Linked DNA regions of Homo sapiens: region 2 is linked to region 1. Evidence: chromatin loops called from intact Hi-C (ENCODE). Cell type or tissue: HepG2. All regions are shown on one strand. Each heading gives the region's core, and the rest is flanking DNA. Links, peaks and the distances in the headings are about the cores only.

What was found. Peaks named below come from ENCODE experiments on the same cell type or tissue, not always from the same donor. Only the 100,000 strongest peaks of a DNase experiment are listed, where the experiment ranks them.
Region 2: a loop joins it to region 1, with 4 times the contacts of the local background. A loop is called at or near these places in 24 of 110 quality-filtered maps.

Annotation. Positions count from the first base shown.
Region 1 is chr6:108,025,121-108,035,421 of GRCh38, forward strand. LOC105377929 (a long non-coding RNA gene) reads right to left here. Exons shown (of 2, transcript XR_942843.2): 2 at 4,111-5,779. Among named protein-coding and RNA genes, the nearest start is that of OSTM1, 44 kb to the right of the region's middle. RefSeq lists enhancers at 6,641-7,142, 7,143-7,642. In HepG2, for the core only: no CTCF peak of the experiment used is centred there; a DNase peak (open chromatin) is centred at 5,211.
Region 2 is chr6:107,975,815-107,986,115 of GRCh38, forward strand. It overlaps the pseudogene MTHFD2P3. Among named protein-coding and RNA genes, the nearest start is that of SEC63, 23 kb to the left of the region's middle. In HepG2, for the core only: CTCF peaks have their summits at 1,574 (motif pointing right) and 4,684; DNase peaks (open chromatin) are centred at 1,575 and 4,697.

The DNA of each region.
Region 1 (10,301 bases), core at 774-8,773:
CAGGTGTGCAGCACCATGCCTGGCTAATTTTTGTATTTTTAGTAGAGACAGCATTTCACCATGGCCAGGTTGGCCTTGAACGCCTGACCTCAAGTGATCCACCTGCCTCGGCCTCCCAAAGTGCAGGGATTACAGGCATGAGCCACTGCATGGTTCCATTTGCTGTACAAGTTAGAGCAGTGGCTGAATTACAGAGCTGTTGTGTAGCTCTGAGACAACTGCGCAGGTTATAATTTCTCTACTTGCCTCCTGGATTCATTTTTCATCCTTCCTTGCCCTGCTCTGTGCCCAAGGAGACTGAACCAACCCCTTCAGATCAGAGGGCAAGAGGAGAGAGGGGTCAGGCTTTATTATCTATGCCTTTGCTTAGGAGCTGTGTCTGTTGGTAGCTGTCATGCTCCGCACCTATCACTCCCATCAGGTGGCCCATGTCACCAGGCTCTAATACCACTTTTCTCTCCCCTTGCTCCTTCAGTCCTAAGGGAAATGATGGCTTCCTGGAGCCAGACTTTGGGTGCCTCATGCCACAGGGCATGGATTTAGCTAGTAGCCATGGCAGTTGCCTGACAAGACCATTCTGTTGCCTTGTGGCAACCTCCATAAATCACAGGACTGGATTTATGTGATATTTAAAATCTTACAGATTTAATTAAAGATTTTCGAGTAGATGAGCACAGAAGATCAGATATGTAGTCTAAGAATATTAACCTGGTAGAGTATTAAATATATGGGAAAGGGAGAGAATGGAGATGACACCAGTGAGCAGATACTGCCATGGTCCCTGTCAGTGGTGATGACAGGTGAGATACACAAGGTCAATGGGAAGGCTCCAGATAGACATCTACTCCAAAGGAACCAAAAACCAATTGTCTTCGGGGGACACAGTGGAAGGATGTTTCAAGTAGGAATCTGCCAATGTTGTCTTTTCTGAATTTCCTTTTGTGAGGAACTGCTCTTCTGCTACTCTACATGATTTTGATGAGCCTGCCAATTGCAGGACTCTGTCCCTCTGACCACAGTGGGGTGTGTGTGTGGTAGTGGTAGGTGCAACCAAGAATAGTATCTCAAACCCAGCCCATGATAGTGCCTCATTCTCTTGGGCAGTGTGATTGATATATTGGTGGCCATGTGCCTCAATCTAGGCCAATCAATGCCTTTTTTGGTGACTTTTCCATTTGGAGCTGAAGGAGAAGGGGCCTTACTTTCAGAAATATGTGAATGGGGATGCTGCAGCCTCTTTTTTTTCCCCACAACAAGAACAAAGACAACATAGACAAGTGGGTGGAGAGTGAAGATGGTGACTTCCTTCAAGTTCTTGAGTCTGGTCAAACTAGAAGCGAGATCAATTTCTGGACTTCCCAGTTATGTGATCCAGTAAATCTCCTTTTATGCTTAAGCTAGTTTGAGTTTTGAGTTGGGTTTCTGTCACTTGTAATCAAAACAAGTCTGAACTTTAAAAAAAAAAAAAAAAAGCGGGGGCTGGGCACAGTGGGTCACACCTGTAACCTCAGCACTTTGGGAGGCTGAGGCAGGCGGATCACCTGAGGTCAGGAGTTTGAGACCAGCTTGGCCAACATGGAGAAACCCCGTCTCTACTAAAAATACAAAAAGTAGCCGGGCATGGTGGCATATGCCTGTAATCCCAGCTACTTGGGAGGTTGAGCCGGAAGAATTGCTTGAGCCTGGGAGGCAGAGGTTGCAGTGAGCCAAGATTGTGCCACTGCACTCCAGCCTGGGTGACAGAGCAAAACTCCATCTAAAAAAGAAAAAGTAACATGCTCTTCCTATTAGAAACAGGCTTAAGAAACTTCCATGAGTCCACAGTAAATTCAATGGAATGAATGTTTAAGCAGATACGATCTAAGGAAGTTTTATTAGCAAACTATTGATAAATCAAAGGTGTTTCGGAGAATTTTGGGGAAACTAGTTTTGCTCATTTTCATTCTTTATTTTCCTTCTTATGCTAGTAGTTTCTGCTTTTGAAATTCTAAGAGGAAAAGAAACAGTAAGTGTAGCCAGCCAAGGGAAAAGGAATAGACTGAGAAGCAGTAGAGGAAGCCTGGGAACAGAGTGATGGAGAAGGGAATTATGAGAAACGCCATGGCATATGAGACAGCTCCAGCCTGGGAGTCAGGACCTGCGTACAGTCCTGGCTCTGCCACAAATGTGCCATCTGCTTGCATAAGCTAGTGTGACTAAGTTGTAATTCCTACACTTGAGAAATAAGGAGACCTGGAATAAAAGATGATTAATATTCCCTTTCAACCGTCTATTATTCCAGTGTATCCCTATTTTTAGCAGGAACATGAAGGAAGCAAAGGATTAGGGATCATCACTATTGGATTCATAGCTGTGAAGACAGTTTCCCAGAAGAGTTCCCAGGAGGTCTGGCTTGGAGGGCAGCTGCTCCAGTGCCCCCAGACCCAAGCTCAGATCAAACCACAGGCATCTGAGGCTCTGGCTTTATCCTGGAAGGGTTAAGACGTGGTCAATGAGAGAGGGAACCAAGGAAGGTCTCCTTGTTTTGCTAAATAGTTAATGTAATCCCCTAGGCAGAGAAGGTAAAACCAACCTAATTTCCTCCTTCCCTCCTCACCCTTTTCCCACCCAATGAAGGAGTCCTGACTCAACCTAAACCCCACCCACAGCAGCATACCTGGAACCCATCCAACCTAGCAAGTGCAGCCTGCCTAGTGGCGACCTGAGCAAACCAATTTCACACCGGAAAATTCAATAGCCTGCTATTATCACAGCCAGGAAGGCAGGGAAGGAGAAGCTTCATCCTCAAGGCAATTTAAGCAGGAGGAGAGAAGAGTATGGGGAGGAGTGGTGAATAAACACACAGGAAAAGGAAGTTCTGCAGAAGTTTGCTTCTGCTCCAAAGTTGGGTTTGAAGGGTAGTGTATAAGAAGAAATGGGTTTTCTTCTAGCTCTTTCAAACTTTCTGCCATTTCTGCCAAAATACCACCAAAGAGTTTCTCAGTTCTCAGATTCCTGAGAAACAAGACCTGCCACACAGTAGGTTCTTGGTAAATAATAATTTAATTTTAAATTATTAATTTAAACATTAATTTAAAGTTAAATTAAAGGCCGGGCACAGTGGCTCATGCCTGTAATCCCAGCACTTTGGGAGGCCAAGGCAGATGGATCACGAGGTCAGGAGATCAAGACCATCCCGACCAACACAGTGAAACCCCGTCTCTACTAAAAATACAAAAAAAATTAGCCAGGCGTGGTGGCGGGCGCCTGTAGTCCCAGCTACACAGGAGGCTGAGGCAGGAGAATCGTGTGAACCTGGGAGGTGGAGCTTGCAGTGAGCCGAGATCGCGCCACTGCACTGCAGCCTGTGACAGAGCGTGACAGAGCGTGACAGAGGGTGACAGAGCGAGACTCTGTCTCAAAAAAAATTAAAGTTAAATTAAAATAAATTACTAATTATTAAGCACCTCGCTCTGTCACCCAAGCTGGAGTGCAGTGGTGTGATCATAACTCATTGCAATCTCAAATTCCTGGGCTCAAGTGATCCTCCCATCTCAGCCTCCAGAGTAGCTGGGACTCCAGATGTGCACCACCACACCTGGCTATTTTTTTGTTTGTTTGTTTTTTGGTAGAGGTAGGGTCTTGCTCTGTTGCCTAGGCTGGTCTCTAATTTCTGGGCTCAAGTGATCCTTCCACCTCCCAAAGTGCTAGGATTGTAGGCATAAGGCCCAGCGATAAATATTTACTGAGTGGATAACTGAACAAATGGATGGACACATCTGTGGGTCATCATATTGACTCTCTTTGTGGTGCCAGATGTGATGAGCCACAGGAGTAAAATATACTCCATGAAAGAGAAGGGAGGATCACGAGAGGGGTTCAAGCACACTCAGCTGAAGCTGCTTCCCCACTCTGGACTATCCAGGCAGAATCTTAATATTGGTCACAGTGCACAGAGGGTATTTCCCTCAGTCAAGGAGCTTCCTATGGGCCCTTCCTATAGGCCCAGGACCACGCAGTTATTTATTAGTCCCTGACTTATAAGAGCTTGCAGTCTAAGTGAAGAGACAGTGTTACCTCGGAGGAAATAATGACATGATTTGCATAAATCAATAAATAATTGGCCTTAAGTAATGTAGGAAGATGTATAATTATAATGAGTTCAAAGAAAAGAGAGATGAGTGGGGCTGGAACAGTCCAGAAAGCACCATTGAAGAAGTGGGATTTGACTTTGATGCAGAGAACAGGCAAATGCTCATTCACGTGGGGGAATGTGGGTTAATTTTCTGAATCCTGATCCCACCTGGGGCATCACAGTGCTATTTTCCAGATGCATGCCCAAGTCCCCTTTCAATTTTCCATCCCTGGTCTGCATGGCAGGCGAGATTTCCATCACCATTAGAGCAGATGGGGCTTCACAAAGAGCAGTGCAATTTGAGTGCTGATGAGGCCAACAGGTTTGATTCAGAAGGTTGTTATTGCTGCCAGGCTGTAACTTAGACATATAAATTTGCTGCTTCAAATGTTCCATCAGGAGAATCAGCTGGGGAGCACTAATCCTAAGTGAAACCGTCTTGATTACAATGGAAGAAACGACAACAGCATATCGTTTAACTGCTGAACCCTTACAATGAAACACAAAGCGGCATTAAAGTTCTCTGCCTGTAATGCCATGGTTTAAGCAGTTAATCTTATTTTAGCTGAATGGCATGTTCATTACAGCAAATAAGTAGGTAATGTGTGGGATTACTGAAGAGGGAAGATAAATTAAACCAGTTATGGGCATCATGTTGATTTTTTTTAACTGTCTGATTTAACTTGGTATTTTTCAACAGCCAGATCTAATAAACACTCATTTAGCAGAGATTAAGGAGATGGGACTCTTGCCCAGAAAAGGTATTATATATGACTTGAGATGCTAGTTTTAAGGGCAGTAATTCATGATACTCAGCACTGGCTCCAGCCTGGAATCTTCAGTGCTTTAACACGAGGGGTTCATGAGTGGCAAAGCAGTGCTTCTCACTTTCCACTAAATAGTTATGTTTCTACCATTTATACTTTTTATGGGCAGCTGAAGGACTTTTCTTCAAGGTCTCAAACATTCTTTTCTGTAGACCTGCTACAAAGACACCTTCTAACATCATACAGTGTAGTTCAGGAATGTATTTTATCTTTTCTCAAACAACTGCTACTCTAACTTCAAAAACCATTCATTGAACTATGGGTACAAAGGACAAAGGAGATAGAGTCCTTGAATTGGAAGAGATTACAATGTAGTCTGGAGAGGAGGAATAACAATCACACACAATAAAGAACAATAAAGAAGCTGGTAACAGCATGAGCGGGTACATAAACAAGTGCCAAATTACATAGCCAATTTGTGCAGTGTAGCCCATAAGGAAACAGATGGACAAGTACTTACTGAGCAGCATGAAATACTCCAGGTTGGGTATTGTGCTGTAGGCTTTTTGTATACTTAATTTGTGCAAATTTTTTTTTTTGAGGCAAGTATTATGAACTCCCATTTCACAGGTGTAGAAACCAAGGCTCAGAGAACCAAATCGCTTACCCAAGTAGGGGGAAAGCCCCAGGTCTGATTTCAAAGTCCTTGCCTTTTCCTTTATGGCAAATTGTTTCTTTAAGAAATATGAAGAGTCAGGAGCAGAAGAAAATCATGTAAGATGTCATGGAAGAAGTGGAATTGGATCTGAGTCTGAATGTACCCTTCAACCCAACTTCAAAGCAGCAAATACCTTGATGCAATCTGTTTGACAGTCAATTCTGCTTCCAGGAATTAAGCCTAAATAATTAAGAAAATGTCCCTTTAGAAAGTTTGTATCCATTTGCACTCACACCATATATTATATAAATTCATTGTTCTCATGCCAATACCAGACATTATCATTCCTTTTCAATATCTGCCAGTCCATTAGATGGAATATAGTATCACCATGTAGCTATAATTTGTGTTTCTTTAGTGGGTAGATATGAACACCTATTCATATCTTTGCTGCCTAACTTTGTTTTAGAATTCTCTGTACCTTTTCCTTTGCTGATTTTTTTTGAGACAAGGTCTCGCTCTGTCTCCTAGGCTGGAGTGCAGTGGCATGATCTTGGCTCATTTCAGCCTTGACCTCTTGGGCTCAAGCAATCCTCCCACCTTAGCCTCCCAAGTAGTTAGGACTAGAGGCACACGCTACCATGCCCAGCTAATTTATTTTTTTATTTATTTTTTGTAGAGATGGGGTTTTACCAGGTTACCCAGGCTGGTTTTGAACTCCTGAACTCAAGCAATCCTCCCGCCTCAGCCTCCCAAATGCTGGGATTACAGGCATGAGCCACCATGCCCTACTTTATTTTTCTATATTTATTTACCTCTAAATAATTTTATTTTAAATTTAATTTTATAAATTAAAATTCATTTTCATTATTGCATTTAGAACACTTTACACATTAAGATCTTTGAATTGTCATATATGCTGCATATTACTTCTAGTTGATTTTTTTTAACACAAACAAATCTGAGTCATTTTCTTTATAATTTCTGCAGTAGCATCCTGGAAATACAGTTACAGCAAGAGGTAACCTTCAGAGTAGACAGCTGTCTCGAAATAGTAGCTCAGGTGAAGGGATAGCCAGGGCAGACTTGTACAACTTCTAAGTATCTGCAAGGACAATCCCAGTTGTGCAGACTCAGGGCTCCAATGAGATTCATAGTTGTTAAAAGGACAAGTAACTCCTGATGGCTATACAACTAAAGGTCGCCTCAGTTACACTGATCTCTTAGTAACTTAAATTCCTAGGATAATCTCTAATTTGTTCAAAGTGTACTATTCTTTTGGCATACTGTTAAGTCCACAAATACTATATGTGACATTTTGTCTTCAGATTGATGCAGGATTTTTCTTGGCCCCTTCACTGGACTCCCAACCGGAGGGAACACTTGCTCGGCCCACCACATTCAACCCCTTGTGGGTGGGAGCCTGTGAGCGAGTGAGTGCAGGATCCAGCCGGCCGCTCCGGGCACCAGCAGAAGCAAGCTCCATGTGGGGCCCATGGCCAAACCAGCCATGAGCAAGTGAGTGTGGGATCTCGCCAGCTGTTCTAGTCACTGGCAGGAGCAGGCTCCATGTGGGGCTCATGGCCAGATCAGGAGTGAGCGAGTGAGTGCAGGATCTGGCTGGCCACTTTGGGCACTGGCGGGAGCAAGCTCTGTGCAGGGCCCATGGCATCACCGAGATGAGGGTGCCCATGACCCCAAAACCCCAGGGGGAGTGTTACAGTGCTCTCTTAGCGCTGCCATCTGCAGATGGCTATGTGTTAACAGCTCAGCTGGCCCCTTGTCTCATCACGTGGGGTGGCTGCCCTCTAACAGCAAGGGCAAAGGGCCGGTGTGATAGCCTTTTTGGGTCCCCACACTCAGTGGGTCCTGAGCTCTTGTCCATCCAGCATCCAAGAAGAATGAAGTTGTGTGGACACTTGAAGGATGGTGAGGGTAGAGAACTTAATTGAGCAGTGGAAATGGCTCTTAGCCTAGAGGGGAGCTGGAGAGGGGATGGGAAAAGCAGATAGTCTTCCCCAAAATCTGGCCATCTCTTCCCCAAAGTCCAGCCATCTCTCCTTTCTACTGACTGAGTCTGGGATCTTTATAGGCACAGGATGGGGGTGGGTGGAGTGTGGTGGGCCACACGTAGTTTTGGAAAAGACAACACTGGATTGGTAAAAAGACATTATTCAGAAAGAACCAATCAAGAGAGAGTGAGCAAACAGGAATAGAAGTTCTCACTTTGGGCTGCAGGTTTCAGGCTTTTAGGCTTGAAGATGGGGTTTCACCAGGGACCCATCCCTGTTTGCCTAGGCGTTTGGCTGCCTCCTGCCACTCTCAATATTTTTGTTTTGTTTTCGCTCTCAATATTTTTTAGTGAGTTTTTTAGTTCATTTTTGTGCTATGTTCATCAGGTTTGATATCAAGATGATGCTGACTTTGTAAAATTAATTGGGACTTCCTTCCCTTCCTCCCTCCCTCCCTCTTCCCTCCCTCCCTTCTTTCCCTCTTCTATTTAATCTACTTACTGATATTTGAGTTTAATATATCATGTTACTATTTGTCCTGTCCTGTGTTCCTGTTTCCCTCTTTTCTTGATTTCTGTTATATTGATATTTCCCCCTTCCTCCATTGGTTTGATAGTTACACCCTCTTTTACTTTCTTTTAGCAGTTACCTTGAAGGTTTCAACATTAATCCTAATCTCCAATGTTACTTGAATTTTTATCTTATTCCCAAATAATGCAACAACCCTAAAACATTTTAACTCCAAGAATATTGTGATGATTAATTTTATGTGTCAATTTGACTGGGCCACAGGGTGCCCAGACATTTGATCAAACATTATTCTGGGTGTGTTTGTGAGGGTATTTCTGAATGAGCTTAGCATTAGAATCAGTAGACTGAATAAAGCAGATTGTCCTCCCCAATGTTGGTGGACCTCATCGAATTAATTGAATACCTGAATAAAATAAAAAGGCTGATAAGATGAAACTTTTCCTGCCTGACTTCTGAGCTGGGGCATTAGTCTCCTGCCCTCATATTGGAACCACATCGACAGCTTTCCCAGGGCTGCAGCTTGCCAAATGCACATCTTGGGATGTCTCAGGTGCCATAATCACATAAGCCAATTTCTTACAGTATGTATGTATGTCATAGGAGACATTTATATGCTAAATATATATAATATATGTTATAGGAGACATATAATACATAGAGAATACATAATATATAGATCATATAACATGTAGATTATGTTTCATATAGAATGTTATATATGTAGATTATGTATTTCCTATGACATATATTAAACATAAAACATATATATAAAATATCTATCTCCTATGACATACATATTAATTATTAAATAGTGGCTTATGGCCAGGCATGGTGGGTCACGCCTGTAATCCCAGCACTTTGGGAGGCTGAGGCAGGCAGATTACCTGAGGTCAGGAGTTCAAGACCAGCCTGGCCAACATGGTGAAACCCCATCTCTACTAAAAATACAAAAGTTAGCTGGGCATGGTGGCATGTGCCTGTAATCCCAGCTACTTGGGAGGCTGAGGCAGGAGAATTGCTTGAACCTGGGAGATGGAGGTTGCAGTGAGCCGAGATTGCGCCACTGCACTCCAGCCTGGGCGATAGAGTGAGACTCTGTCTCAAAAAATAAAATTAAATTAAAAGTGGCTTATATATTATCATATATAATATGGCTTATATACCATATAGCTCTCTCTCCTCTTGGTTCTGTTTTTCCTGGAGAACCCTAATACAAATCACCTCTTGACTTTTATGTCACTTGTGCATTTTATTCTCTCTCTCTGTATGTGTGTGTGTGTGTGTCTATATATATATATGTTAACTCCACATCACATCATTGTATACAGCCAGTATTTATTTAGATTTATCCATATAGTTACCCTCTACACTAATTTCCTGTTCTTGCCCCTGTGAGTTTCCAACTGGGTTTATTTATTTATTTATTTATTTTTCTGAGACAGAGTCTCGCTCTGTCTCCCAGGCTGGAGTGCAATGGCTCGATCTCCGCTCACTGCAAGCTCCACCTCCCGGGTTTGCACCATTCTCCTGCCTCAGCCTCCCGAGTAGCTGGGAACCACAGGCGCCCGCCACCACGCCTGGCTCATTTTTTGTATTTTTAGCAGAGACGGGGTTTCACCGTTAGTCAGGATGGTCTCGATCTCCTGACCTCATGATCCGCCCGCCTCGGCCTCCCAAAGTGCTGGGATTACAGGCGTGAGCCACCGCGCCCAGCCCCAGCTGGGTTTATTTTACTTCCACCTGAAGATGTCTTTAGCATTTTTTTAATGCAGTCCTACTTGTGATAAATTCTTTTTGTCCTGAAATGCCTTTATTTCCCTTTTAATTTTGAAGACCATTTTTGCTAGGCATGCAATTCTAGACAATTGGTTACCCTCTTTTTTTTTTTTTTCAAGCGGACTCTCGCTCTGTCACCCAGGCTGGAGTGCAGTGGTGCAATCTCAGCCCACTGCAACATTTGCCTTCTGGGTTCAAGCAATTCTCCTGCCTCAGCCTCCTGAGTAGCTGGGATTACAGGCATGCACTACCACACCCGACTAATTTTTGTATTGTTAGTAGAGATGGGGTTTCGCCATGTTGGCCAGGCTGGTCTCGAACTCCTGATCTCAAGTGATCCACCTGCCTTGGCCTCCCAAAGTGCTGGGATTATAGGCATGAGCCACCACACCTGACCAATCAATTACCTTCTTTCAGCACTTTGAAAATATTCCATTTGTCTT
Region 2 (10,301 bases), core at 1,120-9,119, 49 kb before region 1:
CTGGCCCCTAAACTGTTTTTAATTCCTATGATTAATGTGGTTATAAATAAGCTTGGCAAGAAAAATACTTAGTATAATTTATCATCTCAAGAGATAAAAGTATAAAAGTACAAAACTTTAAAATAATGCTCCTTAAAAACATAAGCTCTAATTCTGAATATGCCATTAACTAACTTTGTGACCTTGGACAAGTCACATCACTTTGCACTTTACAATTGAGTGTGTTTGTTTTATCATCTACAAAATGATATAATATTACACACTTTATCCCCTTTACAGGGATACTATGAAGGTCAAATCAGATTACATTAAAATAGTGATAATTACTTACATTTGCATAGTACTTTATCATCCACAAAACATTTCTGCATATATTATTGCATTTGCATGAAAGAGCTTTGAAAAGTTATAGTGTTATAAAAGGACAGTGCCTCTGTTTGAATACCAGCTCCATCTTTCTCTCCTTCAAATTGCTAATCAGTAAGATGAGGCTAGTAGTAGCATCTGCCTCATAGGTTGTTGAGAGGATTACATAATATGCTGCATAGGCAGCTGTGGACTCAGGGCCTGCATAAATAAATATTCAGACCGGGCACAGTGGCTCACACCTGCAATCCCAGTACTTTCGGAGGCTGAAGTGGGAGGACTGCTTGAGCCCAGGAGTTTGAGACCAGTCTGGGCAATAGAGTGAGACCTTGTTTCTACAAAAAGATTTTAAAAATTAGCCAAGCATGGTGACGCATGCCTATAGTCCCAGCTACTCAGGAGGCTGAGATGGGAGGGATCGCTTGAGCCCAGGAGGTCAAGGCCACAGTGAGCAGTGACTGCACTACTATACTCCAGCATGAATGACAGAGTGAGACCATGTCTCAAAAAAAAAAGGAAGAAAGAAATATTCAACAAAATCCACTTTGTTGAATATTTATGTTAATACTCAATGTTAAAAAATGCAAATGTCACCTCCTAAAGGCCTTTCAGGCCTCTTCATCTAAAACAGTGCCCTCCTTCTGCCATCACTTTCCAGTTCCTTGCCCTGGTTTATTTTTCTGAGTAACACTTTATGATATAAAGTAACTACTTTATATCATATTTGCTTAAAATCTCCATGAAGACAGAGATTTTGTCTGTCTTGTTTACCTCTCTATTCAGGATAGTAGATACTCAATAAATATTTATTGATTGAATGAAGTTAGTTATCATAATTGCTATTGTTATTATTACCTAATGTCCCTTCCTCACTTTGCCTTCGACTGTCTTGTATCATCGAGGGCATTAGAAATATTCTCTCTGGCCGGTGCAGTGGCTCATGGCTGTAATCCCAGCACTTTGGGAGGCCGAGGTAGGTGGATTGCTTGAGCCCAGGGGTTTGAGATCAGCCTGGGCAACATGGCAAAACCCCATCTGTACCAAAAATATAAAAATTAGCCAGTCTCATAACCTGGTCTCAAAATAAACAGAAAAAAATGTTTAAAGAAATATTCTCTCCAAGTTTTCAAGAACTACTTAAATCAAGCAATTACCAGGTTGTTGCTGTCTTCCCAGGAATTTTTATTTTCTAGTATGGAGGACCACCAGCAGATGGCAATCAAGGAATACAAAAATCTGAGTTTATCCTATTTAGGAAGATTTTGGTAAATAGATTTAAGAATCATAAGATGAGCTGGGCACGGTGGCTCACACCAAAGTAATCCCAGCACTTTGGGAGGCTAAAGCAGGAGGATTGCTTGAAGCCAGGAGTTTGAGACCAGCCTGGGCAATATAGCAAGACCTCATCTCTATAACAACAACAATTTTTTTTTTTTTTTTTTTTTGCAGGGGTGAGGAATCTCACTCTGTGGCCCAGGCTGAAGTGCAGTGGCTCAATCTCAGCTCACTGCAACCTCCACCTCCCAAGTAGCTGGGATTACAGGCGCCACCCACCATCACACCCAGTTAGGTCTTTTGTTTTTTCGTTTTTTGTATTTTTAGTAGAGATGGGGTTTCCCATGTTTGCCAGGCTGGCCTTGAACTCCTGACCTCAGGTGATCTCCCCGCCTCGGCCTCCCAAAGTGCTGGGATTATAGGCGTGAGCCACCACACCTGGCCTCCATTTTTTTTTTTTTTTTTTTTTTTAGGAATCATAAGATGATAAATTTAAGGTAAGCAGACCACTGTATTCTACCTCTTGAATATCGGCTCTTCTCAGAGCCAGTTTCTCATGCCCCAAACACATCTTCTACCAGTGACTAGAATTAATGTCTAACCTCAAAAAAGTCACCGAAACAAATTATAAGATCCTTTAGGTAATCTAGCGGAAACTTAGGCCTGGTGTGGTGGCTCACACCTGTAATTCTAGCACTTTGGGAAGCCAAGGTGGGAGGATTCCTGGAGCCCAGAAGTTCAAGAACAGCCTGAACAACGAAGCAAGACCCCATCTGTAATTTTAAAAAATTAAAACAACAAAAACAAAGACAAATGGAAACTTTAGTTATTCTATGTAAAAATGAATTAGTAGAATTTGTTTTTATTTAGGTATTATATTTCCTTTTGATTTCCTGCTTACATCTTGAGCCAAGGTACATTTTCTTTGGTATGTAAAAAAATGAACATTTGTGTAAATGCTTTTCCAATGGTAGAAAACTTATAGTTCTGGCAGAATAGAGCTGCAAAATTATCAGAGGGAAGGAATTTGCTGATAACATTCCAGTACATGTACATGGGGATGGGGAAAGGGAGTTCACAGCAATTTTACAACTTTAAGAAAAACGAATTTTACAACTGGTTTTACAAAAATAGGAATTTCTTTTCTTTTTTTTTTTTTTGAGACAGAGTTTCGCTTTTGTTGCCCAGGCTGGAGTGCAATGGCACGATCTTGGCTCACCACAACCTCCGCCTCCTGGGTTCAAGCAATTCTCCTGCCTCAACCTCCCAAGTAGCTGGGATTACAGGCATGTGCCACCACGCCAGGCTAATATTTTTTTTTTTTTTTTTTTGAGACGGAGTCTCGCTCTTTCGCCCAGGCCGGACTGCAGTGGCGCTATCTTCGCTCACTGCAACCTCTACCTCCCAGGTTCACGCCATTCTCCTGCCTCAGCCTCCCGAGTAGCTGGGACTACAGGCGCCCGCCACCGCGCCCGGCTAATTTTTTGTATTTTTAGTAGAGATGGGGTTTCACCGTGTTAGCCAGGATGGTCTCGATCTCCTGACCTCGTGATCCGCCTGCCTCGGCCTCCCAAAGTGCTGGGATTACAGGTATGAGCCGCCGCCCCTGGCCCTTTTCTCTTTTTTTGCACTTTGCTTCTGAAGACGTGTTAGAGAGTAGGTGTTCAATTAAATCAAACACTCTCAATAGGGTAATAGAAGACTTTGTCCTTGTTGACGAATACTGGTATCTATGCTTTCCATTTGCTAAAATTGCTCTGAGTTTCCAGGGAGAGTTGCAGTGTGGTCAAGCCTACAGAATGCTAATACTGCTAATTTTTCTGTTAGGTTGAAACAAAGAGAATTTCAGTTTATAGTTTACAGCTCAAATATATTTGATGGCATAACAAAACCCCTTGAAATATGGCTGGTACTTCATTGTAGAAGATGATTAACCTGTCTTGTTTCATTTTGTTTTGTTTGACGATACCTTTACCAGAAAAAAGCCTCATAAAACACTTTAAAAAACAAACAAACATTGTACCTGGAGAGTGTGGGGAATGTCCAGTATTTAAGAGAAGTTATGAACAATAAATAATATTTTTGGACTTCTGCTATGTATTAGGCAATATTATCTTAAGACAGACAAATTATTTAGCCCATATATATAGATTAGGCAATTAAGGAGCAGTGAGATTCATAGTTTGCCAAGGTTACATGAGCTGAGATTGGAACCAGGCCTATTTGGGTAAATGTAAGCACTTCCCTGCACTATAATTAATTGTTGATCTTATTCTAACAAATGGTGTTAAACACTTGGAACTTCCTAGTTAATGCAGAAATTTAACCAAATCACCTGGGAAACTGTTAAAAATTTAGAGTCCCAGACCATATCCCTAGAGATACTAATTCAGAAAATCTGGTGTGGGGCCTAGGAATCTGAGGTGTGTTTTTGTTTATTTGTTTATTTTTATTTATTTATTTTTTTGAGACAAGAGTCTCACTTTGTTTCCCAGGCTGGAGTGCAGTGGGGCAATCCTGGCTCACTGCAACCTCCGTCTTCCGGGTTTAAGCGATTCTCCTGCCTCAGCCTCCTGAGTAGCGGGGATTATAGGCATGCAGCACTATGCCCAATTTTTATATTTTTAGTAGAGACAGGGCTTCACTGTTTGTTGGCTGGGCTTGTCTCAAACTCCTGACCTCAAGCTATCTGCTCGTGTCGGCCTCCCAAAGTGCTGGGATTACAGGCATGAGCCACCGTGCCTGGCCAGGAATCTGAGTTTTTAACAAGCTCTCCAGTGATTGTGCTGCAGGCACTCTTCTGACCTCAAACACTTTGAGAAAGCACAGGCCCAACCCTGTGGACCTTAAAGAACAAAGAATTCTTTGAGAACCTGATGAAAGCTCTAGACCATTTTCTAGATAAATGCACATTTCACATCCCCAAATTTTACCTACAACTTAAGAGGGTTCACAGACACTCTGGACCTATGGATGCTTGGTCTCTTTCCTGTCCCAGTTGAAACTGGCCTGATAAGGAACCTCTTCCACCTCTCCACCGAGAGAGGTCACTCTTCAGCCTCAAACAGCCTCCCTGTTTTTTCTTTTTTTCTTTCTTCTTAACTACAAAGGGAAGAGTTTTCCAGGAAAATGAAGTGACTGTTGTTTGAAAAGGAGCTTCATCTTATAAATAGAGCAGCCTCTGCTGCTGTGCTTCCAAAAGTTAAGCTGAAACAGGATAATAGTGTTATCTGCAATCAGGATGAAGGCCAATCTGGATAAAGGTGTTGGGATTAAAACCAACAGCAGGGACCAAAGATTAATAAGGGCACAACCAGAAGAAAGAATCATTAAATTTATTTTCTCAAGAAGCCCTTTCTCTAATGTCTTTTCAGACTCTAGGTTTTCTCTTAGGTCTTTTATTTTATTTTATTTATTTTTTTGAGACGGTGTCTCCTCTGTCGCCCAGGCTGGAGTGCAGTGGCACAATCTCGGCTCACTGCAACCTCCACCTCGCGGGTTCAAGTGATTCTCCTGCCTCAGCCTCCCGAGTAGCTGGTACTACAGGCTCATGCCATCACCCCCAGCTAATTTTTTTTATTTTTGTAGAGATGGGGTCTCACTATGTTGCCCAGGCTGGTTTTAAACTCCTGGGCTCAGGCTCTCCTCCCACTTCAGCCTCCCAAAGTGCTGGAATTACAGATGTGAGCCACTCACCTGGCGAGGTTTCCATTTTTAAGCTAATCTTTGCATCTTTAAATAACTCAAGACTGATGCAGCCCATCTTTTAAAACATAGCTAATATTGATAGAGTCCTCAAAAGTTTGCTTGTGATATGTTCTGGATTCTGTAACATCGAAAAGGTGTAAGGAGAACATATAAACCAGGAGCTGTAAACCAGGGGCTCCAGACACAGATCCAGAGAAGTTGATAGATAGATAGATAGAAGTTAAGGAAGAAGTGTTGTTTCTGCAAGCACCCTGGTATTGTTCATAAATTTCGTGTGTTTATGTACTTTTGGGGGGAGAGATTCAATGGCTTTCATCAAATGCTTAAGGGAATCTTCAACTAAAATTTTAAAAGTAATCACTTATAAAAGAGTCTTATCTCACAAGGACTAGACAAGCAAACAGGCAGCAAAGCTTGTGGCACAGGCATAGTGACCACTGACTTAAAGTGGCCTATGCACCGTTGTCAAAACACCTGTCACGATTTTGGTTTATATTTGGGACATTCTGCCAGAAGGACCACTTGTTCAGAAACACGTCCTCCCTGGCTGGGTGCAGTGGTTCACGACTATAATCCCAGCACTTTGGGAGGCAGAGGCAGGAGGATTGCTTGAGCTCACGAGTTGAGACCAGCCTGGACAACATAGTGAAACCTCATCTCTACTAAAAAAAAAAAAAAAAAAGAAAGAAAGAAGCATGTCTTCCCTGATGTAGGAAGAGAAGCATGTTTTTTAGAGCCAGAAAAACCTGTTGAATGACAAGGACAGATGATACAAATTCTCCTGGACTCCTAATGCGATTTAAAATCAGGAATGATAATTTCTAATTCATCAGATTGCTGGGAGGTATCAGTGAAATGCCGCATGTAAAGCTCCTCGCACAGTGTCTGGCATAGGTGAGCACTCAGGAGTGTTATTGTCCCTCTTCCTCACCACCACACTAAGATTCTCCATGATGGGAATGCTGAGAACAAGCAATCTGCTGCTAGGATGGGGCTGCACCTGGTCAGACCGACCCGAAATCTGGTCTAGGAAACCTGAGGGAAAACAGATTTGTTTGGAAATTCCTATTTTCAGGTCTCTCACCGGAAGTCACAAGTGATGAAAATACATCATTCTTGTCCTTGAAGTTGTTGGACCCTAAGAGGGCAGATGGTACAAACAGTAAGTTAGCAGCGGCCACAGGGCACAGGACACTCACAGCACATGAATAAGCAGAAATACTCTACGCGCTTGATTAATAACAGGTTGTGATAGACAGGACAAAACCACATGGAGTTGACTTAGGAGGTATTCATGAAGGAAATGATTATTGAGCGATATTTTTAAGGTGGGGGAAGGGATATCATTTAGGAGAAAGAAAGAAAGAGGGGAGAAAGCTGAAAAGGTAGGAGAGAGTGCCATTGGGGCAGGCTTAGGAGCAGATTTGCAGGGCAGCAGGGAAGCCATGCTTGAGGGCCTGTGAAAAGATGACAGCAGTTAGGTGTGGGGGAAGGGAGGTAGCTAATTGGTAGAGACCCTTGAAGCCTGTGATTAGGAGTTTTAATTTAATTCAAGAGGCAATTGGAGCTATTGCAGGCTGCTAAGAAGGGGAGTGATATGATCAAAATGATGCTTGAGGACAACGGTTCTTGCTGTTCTGGCTGCTGTGAGCAGAGTGGATTAGATGAAGGAGATCCTCAGGCTGGGGGTGCTGATCTGAGGCTGTTTCACAAACCAGGTGTGAGGGGACGTGGCCTAGAACAGGATTCTGGGGATGGGGTAGAAGGAGCAGAGCTCGAATATGTTATGTGGGATAAACATTCATTCATTCTTAGAACCGGGCACTGGGTTGGACACTGGATATCGTGGGGCACAGAGGCTAAGATCAGGGGAGACAATTAAGCTTTGTTAATATTGTAGGATTGAAGTTCTGTGACCATTAAATCAGAGAAATGTGGGAGCACATAGCAGGAGCAGCACCTCACTGAGTCATGGGGAGGGACACGGGGGTCAGGGAAGTCTTCCTTGAGAAAGTGGTGTTTAAACTGGGCACTTAAAAAAGAATCAGGAGCGAGGGTAGTGGCTCACTCCTGTAATCCCAGCACTTGGGGAGGTCGAGGTGGATAGATCATTTGAGGTCAGGAGTTTGAGACCAGCCGGACCAACATAGTGAAACCCCACCTCTACTAAAAATACAAAAATTAGCTGGGCATAGTGGCACGCACCTATAGTCCCAGCTACTTGGTAGGCTGACGCAGGAGAATCACTTGAACCCGGGAGGTGGAAGTTGCAGTGAGCTAAGATTGCATCACTGCACTCCAGCCTGGGCAACAGAGTGAGACTGTCTCAAAAAACAAAAAACAAAAAACAACAAAAAAAAAAACAGAATCAGGCTGGGCTCGGTGGCTCATGCCTGTAATCCCAGCACTTTGGGAGGCTGAGGTGGGTAGATCATTAGAGATCAGGAGTTCGAGATCAGCTTGGCCAACGTGGTGAAACCCCATCTCTACTAAAAATACAAAATTAGCTGGGCATGGTGGCGGGCGCCTGTAATCCCAGCTACTCGGGAGGCTGAGGCAGGAGAATTGCTTGAACCCAGGAGGTGGAGGTTGCAGTGAGCCGAGATTGTGCCACTGCACTCCAGCCTGGGCAATAGAGTGAGACTCCATCTCAAAAAAAAAAAAAAAAAAAAAAAAAAAAAAAGAATCAGATCTCAACTGAGTAAGAAGTCATTGGGGAAATGTTACAGGCAGGGAGCCTCAAGATAAAAAGGCAGGGGTAGCCACAAGGGAAGGGAAGAATGACTCCAGGAGAGGCTCAAGGGGGCAAGCAAAGGGGGAGCAGACCGAGAAAGGCCTTTATTTTGCAATATGGGTTGTGGACTTTATCCTAAGGGCCGTGAAGGGCCATAAAAGATGAACGATTCATGTTTCATTTTAACAAAATCCCTCCAGCTATGTTGTGGAGGAAATGTATTGCCGGAGGTTAGGATGGGAATCTACCTGGGAGACATGTTGTCATAGTTTAGGGGAGAGGTGATTGGGAAACTGAGATAGATACATGTGATGGATTCAAGAGATATTTAGGATATAGAACTTAGGGGATGAGAAAAAGATTGAGAGAAGAGAAGGAAGGCAAGAGTATAAGAACAGATGTCATCAGCCCAGGGAGGGAAGAGGTATTGTTTAGGGTCACACAGCCAGCCTGTGGAAGTATCAGTATTAAAATCCAAGTCTCTAGTATTTAAAACAATAACAACTATATATATATATATACACACACGTATATATGTATACTTGTATATATGTGTATATATATATTAGGCTAGGCATGCTCATGCCTGTAATGCCAGCACTTTGGGAAGCTGAGGCAGGAGGATCACTTGAGCCCAGGAGTTAGAGATTAGACTGGGCAACATAAGGAGACCTTGTCTCTACAAGAAAACAAAAAAATTAGCCGGGCGTGGTGGCATACACCTGTATAGTCCCAGAACTCGGGCGGCTGAGATGGGAGGATGGGTTGAGTCTGGGAGGTTGAGGCTTCAGTGAGCCATGATTACACACTGCACTTCAGCCTGGGCAACAGAGTGAGAACTGTCTTAAAAACAAAAACAAAAAACATGATCTTTCCTTTCCTTTCTTATCATGCTCATGTTTTCCTTTCCATACTTGAAAATATTTTTAAAATTTATAATAGCTATTTTAAGTTCCTTGTCTACTTAATCCATTATCTCTGTCACTTATGGATCTGTTTCTATTGGTTAGTGTTTCTCCTGGGTGTTAGTTCTATTTTTCTGCTTCTTTGCATGCCTGCTAATTTGTATTGGTTGCCAGACATTGTGAATTTTATTTTGTTGGATGCCAGATTTTGCAGTCTCAGTCTCTCTCTCTCTCTTTTTCCAACATGTCAAAAAGAACCTTTACTACTTTTATAATAGCCTCTTAACGCTTTCTTGCCAGATGCTTTTGGACAACATGCTTTCTGGGCACGTTGCTTTTGAAACTTCTGAGCTTTCAGAGGAGGCACTGCCTCTAGCCTGTGGCTTTCTGGGCAGGAACCTTCTGGGCTGGAGCCTTCTTGCCTGCAAGAAGTCATCTTTTTTGCTGGAACTATAGCAGCAGGTACTTTTGGGGGAGAAGGTTTCAAGAGACCTGCCTTTTGAAGCTTCATGTTCTTTTTTTTTTTTTTTTTTTTTTTTTTGAGACAGGGTTTCACTCTGTCACCCAGGCTGGAGTGCAGTGGCACAATCTCGGCTCACTGCAACCTCCGTCTCTCGGGTTCAAGCAATTCTCCTGCCTCAGCCTCCTGAGTAGCTGGGACTACAGGTGCATGCCACCAAACCCAGCTAATTTTTATATTTTCAGCAGAGATGGAGTTTTGCCATGTTGGCCAGGCTGGTCTCGAACTCCTGATCTCAAGTGATCCACCTACCTCGGCCTCCCAAAGTGCTGGGATTATGGGTGTGCGCCACCGATCCTGGCCTTTTTTGAAGCTTCTTAATGTCATTCTTGATTATTCTGTTCCTCATTTTCTTTGCCTTTGTGACTCTCCTGTATATTATGAGCAGAGTCCTGTGCTCCCCCATGCCACGTGGACAGCGCCTGGGGAGAGTGACCTCCCAGGATATCCACACTGGAAGGTTTTGTCGTGTTCTTAAAGAGTTTTGGACTTGCAGGATTCTCGCCAACCAGGATCATGCTCAGGTTTGTTGCCTGAGGCCACCCACTCTTCCACCTCCTGCCGCACTTTCTGCTTGATCTGCTGGGCTAGTTTCCTTCCAGAAATGACAACAGCTTCATTTTGAACTGCCGCGAGGTGGAAGGGAGCAGCTATGTGCAGGCTGCAGCAGCCAGGCAGCCAACACGGACATGAGGGAAGTCGCAGCCATAGCCCGCGCCGGTGACCACGACGGGCCAGGTCACACTTTAATCAACAGCAATCACCAGAAAATTCAGTTATGAACTCAGTAGAA